Regions from separate parts of the Homo sapiens genome. Here region 1 is linked to region 2. Evidence: chromatin loops called from intact Hi-C (ENCODE). Cell type or tissue: PC-3. All regions are shown on one strand. Links, peaks and the distances in the headings refer to the core of each region. The heading gives the core; the rest is flanking DNA. Region 1 overlaps BICD1 (BICD cargo adaptor 1). Region 2 overlaps BICD1 (BICD cargo adaptor 1).

Region 1 (2,923 bases), core at 321-2,820, 120 kb after region 2:
TAAGGAGGTAAAGGCCCTTCTGATTTCCATACTCCTTCATCCCAAGTCACCTGCAAAGCAGTAAATCATGTTGAGCATGCGTTTCTGGATTCCTCTCTTCCTCCACACTTCATCCTCAGTTTCCCCCTGCTTCCTGGCTAACAAATTGAGATTCCTATAATCAGAGAATGAACCTTTCATTTCACTACCAGAGATAAAGTAAAAAATGCATGTTTTTGCTTGAAGTAACAACCTAGTTGAAATGCAGTCAGTCAGCAAGTATAAAGGAAAGGTGACTGGATGCTTTAGTGTGGGAAAGGTTGTTTGCTCGGTGGAAAAGGTTGGAGAGAGTCAGTCACAGGGCAGGAGCAGTGAACTCAAATGACCACAAGCAGCTTATAAATAGCATTAAGTACAAGATGTAAACAAAAAGTAGAGGCCGAGTGCAGTGGCTCACGCCTGTAATCCCAGCACTTCGGGAGGCTGAGGTGGAAGGATTGCTTCGGTCCAGGAGTTTGAGACCAGCCTGGGCAACATGGTACAAAACCTTGTCTCTACAAAAAGAAAAAAAAAGCCAAGCATGGAGGTATGCGCCTGCAATCCCAGCTACCCAGGAGGCTGAGGTGGGAGGATTGATTGAGACTGGGAGATCAAGGCTGTAGTGAGCTGTGATCAAGCCACTGTACTCTAGCCTGGGCAACAGAGCAAGACCCTGTCACAAACAAACAAACAAAAGAAAAAGTAGATGGAAAAGGAACAGCCAGTGCTCACTTACAGGTGATTTTTGTGCTCTGTGAAGGTGGGCCCAGTGTTGCCTGAATTATTTATTTATTTTTATTTACTTATTTTTAGACGGAGTCTTGCTCTGTCGCCCAGGCTGGAGTGCAGTGGCGCGATCTCGGCTCACTGCAACCTCTGCTTCCTGGGTTCACGCCATTCTCCTGCCTCAGCCTTCTGAGTAGCTGGGACTACATGCACCTGCCACCACGCCCCACTAATTTTTTGTATTTTTAGTAGAGACGGGGTTTCACTGTGTTAGCTAGGATGGTCTTGATCTCCTGACCTCGTGATCCGCCCGCCTCAGCCTCCCAAAGTGCTGGGATTACAGGCGTGAGCCACTGAGCCCAGCCCGAACTTTTGATTTTTTTAAAAAAGAAATCAGAAGTTTTCAAATGTTTGTGAAATCATCAGTTTTCTAAATATTGGCAATCAATTCCAAAAGTTTTATAACGTGTTACAAGCCAAATAAAGCACATCTATAGGCTCGATGGTCTATGGGCACCCCTTGTGATCTCTGCTTTAAATCATTTGATGTCTGAATTGGTGGAAGGGACACGGGAGCACACACCAGCCTGGGGAGCCCACTAGAGTACAGAATGCAAACTACAGGGACACATGCCTTTGAGCAGGTAGTAGATAGCCAGGGCCTGTCAAGTTATTAGGTGTCCCAGGCCAGGTAATAACTCCTTGGAGTTGTGAAAAGTATATTTCATTTCCATGCCATCATGTTTGTAACATGCTATTTATAGTGCCCAGTTATCATTTTTCCCAAAGTGCAATTTTTCTCCCATGAAGTACTCATAATCTTAAGTAATGTAGTTGATATGTAACCCAGAAACTCCTACTTGATTAGAAGACAGTTATTGGTAGTATGCCATTGATAGATTTGTTAATTTTTTGTTATATTTATTCAAATGCATATTCATGGTAGAACAATTAGCACTTTCTAGTTTTCATTCTAAATAATGGATATTATAAATAATGGTCTCCAATATTGACTCTTTTGAGTAATTCTATCAGGGACATGTTGAAATTCCAATGACCATTTTTTTTTTTTTTTTTGCCTTAGAGGCATCTTTTGTACATAATGTATTTCTTTTTTTTTTTTTTTCCCTCAAGACAGGGCCTCACTCTGCCACCCAGATTGGAGTGCAGTGACACCATCAGGGCTCACTGCAGCCTTGACCTCCCTGGGCCCGAGTGATCCTCCCACCTCATCCTCCCGAATAGCTGGGACTATAGGTGCACGCCACCACACCTGGCTAATTTTCTTATTTTTTGTAGAGAGAGGGTTTCATTATGTTGCCCAGGCTGGTCTCAAACTCCTGTGCTCAAGCAATTCACCGAGATTACAGGCCTGAGATTACAGGTGCTGAGATTACAGGCCTGAGCCACCGTGCCCAGTCCTCATAATGCATTTCACACACCATAGTGTGGTGAGCACATTCTTTCACTGAAATAACACTATCCATATTCACATATACAACTGGCATTGTTAGAAACATCTGCTATACATATGTCTTTATGAGTTGCATCCTATTAGAGCACCACAGTGTTTCGGTGACCAGTGAGTGCTGGTTTACCATCAGCTTTCATTGTTCCCTTCTGACGGTGTATTTCTCAGTTTTTTCCTGGGCCCAGTGCTGCCCAGAGTAAAGGCTACATTCTTCACTCCTCCTCGCAGCCAAATGGCATAAGACTAGTACCAGCCAATGATATATAACAAGTGATGTGGGTAACTTTTAATGTCCTTAAAGGGAGACAGTGTGCTCCTTATTTTGTGCCACCGCTTAGAACATGATCAAATGGCAAGCCACCTGAGATAGTATGGTCTAGACTAGAAGGCTGTACAACAACAGAGGAAGAGCCTGGCTCCTGGATGACCTCATGGAGCAGAGATTCCATGAGGAATCTCCTCCTGTCTACCTCCATACTGTTACATAAGAGAAAAACCTCTGGCTGGGCGTGGTGGCTCACGCCTGTAATCCCAGCACTTTGGGAGGCTGAGGTGGGTGGATCACAAGGTCAGGAGATTGAAATCATCCTAGCTAACATGGTGAAACCCTGTCTCTACTAAAAATACAAAAAAATTAGCCAGGCGTGGTGACGGGCACTTGTAGTCCCAGCTACTCAGGAGGCTGAGGCAGGAGAATGGCGTCAACCA
Region 2 (2,923 bases), core at 335-2,834:
CTCCCAAATCAGACAGCCACTCCTGGCATCAATGACGCAGGGATCTATAGTCCTTTTATGCTGAGGGGTGGTGAATCCACCACAGTTAACAAAATCTTGAGACTTGCCATAAACAAATTCTCATCTGTTTGTGTGATGAGGTCCAGATGATGGCCCACTTCAGTAGCAAAGACAGTGCACTGTGCTCACCACGCCATTTCATCTTTTCCCTGGGTTGATAGGAAGATGGCCTTCTCAACCCCTTTGCATCTGTGTGGGGCCAGGAGACTAAACACCGCCAGTTGATTATGAGGAGGAATGACGTGTGGCACTTCCAGACCTAGCTCACAAACGTGGCAAAATCCACTCTCCCCCAACTCCTTGAGCCTGTCTCTCCAAATTGCTGCATAGAGGCAATGTTTCCAGGAGAACCTCACCTGGCCAGAAACATCTGCCTTGAACATGGTTAGAACAAATGAAACTTTTTTGTATTAAAACACTTGAGATTCTGTGGCTCTTCGTTACTGTGTTACCCTATCCTGACCTTGCTTTGTGGTTTATTTAATGATGCACATTTACTAGAGTGGTGTACATTCAATAGTGAGGTGGCCACATACAACATACCCCTAAAACATTGCTGAAAGTACACAGCCATTTCTACTATAAAAATATAAGTATATGAGTGAAGAACTGATTTTTGAATTTTGCTTTAATTAATTTAAATTTAAGTGGTCACATGTGGGTAGTGGCCACCGTATTGGACCACAGAACCTTAAGCAGTAGGAAGCTTTTTGCTACGTGATGTATTATAAATCTTTCCACTGTCTCAGCAATCTAAACATAAAACCAACATGTCTAAATTTCACACTTTCTAGATGATGAAGAGTCATAAAATGAACAGAAAGTCTTTATATGGTGTTTCAGGGGGACAGTTGTGACATTGGAGTGCTGGTCAAAGTTCTTTATTATTTTTTATTTGTTTCCAAATATGGAGTGCAGAAAACCAAATGGTGGAATGGACATTTTTGCCAAAGTATAATTGTGGTCTTTAATGATGTAAAATAAAATACCATATTCATTTCTGAATTTTTTTCATCGTGAAGTGTGTGAGATGTGACTTGACAACTTTGCAAATGTCGTGCCTCTGCTTAAATCTCTGCATTATATTTATGGAAATGTTTGAGATCCTGGAAACCATTTAGAGGTGTTATAAAATACTTTATTTCTTGAGGTCCAAAAGACTTCAAAATAGGGGCTGAGTGATATAATGGAAAGAACACTGGATTAGGAGCCAGAATATCTGGGTTATGTTGCCTGCTCTCTCACTAACTGGCTCAGTGAATTTGGGCAGGTTATTTGAACTCTCTGGATCTCGGTTTCTTCTATGGTGAGTTTATGGGCTTAGATTAATCACCCACCTCTAAAATTCCAGGTCTTTTCTTTTTTCTGACTTTAGGTCAGGTCTTTTCTTGTGAAGTATTAAAACTGAGCCCACCCATGTCAATATAACTTAACTCTTTGTTCCACGAAATTCGTGCCCAGGAAGATAAGACAGTAAATTAATAAATAAATTCACTGTTTGCTTTAGGAAAGTCTTGCAAATCAATTTATCAGGACAAACAGTTTGCTCATCTGGGCAAACAGTTGTCTTATTAAAACAATATATTGCTCACCTGGGCAAACAGCTTGACAAGTTTGTGAAAGAATGTCACTATGCATTGTGGTTTTGAAAATGAATCTATGGGCTGGGCGCGGTGGCTCACGTCTGTAATCTCAGCACTTTGGGAGGCCGAGGCGGGCAGATCACAAGGTCAGGAGTTGGAGACCAGCCTGACCAACATGGTGAAACCCCGTCTGTACTAAAAATACAAAAATTATTCGGGCGTGGTGGCGCGCTCCTATAATCCCAGCTACTCAGGAGGCTGAGGCATGAAAATCGCTTGAACCTGGGAGGCGGAGGTTGCAGTGAGCCAAGATTGTGCCCCCGCACTCCAGCCTGGGCAACAGAGCGAGACTCCATATCAAAAAAAAGGAAAAAGAAAAAAGAAAATGATTCTATGGAAACAGCAGACACTGGGGACTCCAAAAGAAGGACAAAGATGTAAGAACTACCTATTGGGTACTATGTTTATTATTTGGGTAAGGAATTCAGCAGGAACCCAAACCTCCCACATCACACAATATATCCATCTAACAAACCTGCACATGTACCCCTGAATCTAAATTTTGTTGTTGTTGTTGTTTTTTGAGACGGAGTCTCGCTCTGTCACGCAGGCTGGAATCTACTATAAATGCATTTTTTTTTTTTTAGACGGAGTCTCGCTCTGTTGCCCAGGCTAGAGTGCAATGGCACGATCTCGGCTCACTGCAACCTCCGCCTCCCGGGTTCATGCAATTCTCCCACCTCAGCCTCCTGAATAGCTGGGATTACAGAAACCTGCCATCATGCCTGGCTAATTTTTGTATTTTTGTAGAGACGGGGTTTCACCATGTGGGCTGGGCTGGTCTTGAACTCCTGACCTCAGGTGATCCACCCACCTCGGCCTCCCAAAGTACTGGGATTACAGTCATGAGCCACTGCGCCTGGCCAACTATAAATGCAATTTTATTTACTATTTAACTGGGAGTAGAATATCTTAGTATGTAAGTCTAGGTATTTTTCCAACTAGCACAACACTTCAGATAGTTTATATATTGGTGAGATTAATTACAAGATTAGTGAGCACATCATAGACATTGAGTTAATTATGACAAGGTGAATGAACAAAACCAATTTTCTGTGTCAAACGTAGTTTACAACTTTATGTAAACATTTATCGTATACATTGTAAGAAATTCAGTTTTCTGTAAAAAAATACGTAGTCTTAAGTTTACAATTCAAAACCCATAGAGGTTCCCTGACATTACCTGCCAACATTTAAGAGCTACTTATTAGTTTGAAGAG

What was found. Peaks named below come from ENCODE experiments on the same cell type or tissue, not always from the same donor. Only the 100,000 strongest peaks of a DNase experiment are listed, where the experiment ranks them.
Region 1: a loop joins it to region 2, with 3.0 times the contacts of the local background. A loop is called at or near these places in 1 of 110 quality-filtered maps.

Annotation. Positions count from the first base shown.
Region 1 is chr12:32,301,077-32,303,999 of GRCh38, forward strand. All of the region lies in intron 3 of BICD1 (BICD cargo adaptor 1), which reads left to right. Among named protein-coding and RNA genes, the nearest start is that of FGD4, 97 kb to the right of the region's middle. In PC-3, for the core only: a CTCF peak has its summit at 1,347; a DNase peak (open chromatin) is centred at 1,345.
Region 2 is chr12:32,185,670-32,188,592 of GRCh38, forward strand. All of the region lies in intron 1 of BICD1 (BICD cargo adaptor 1), which reads left to right. Among named protein-coding and RNA genes, the nearest start is that of BICD1-AS1, 80 kb to the left of the region's middle. In PC-3, for the core only: no CTCF peak of the experiment used is centred there; a DNase peak (open chromatin) is centred at 1,622; H3K27ac peaks cover 1,695 bases.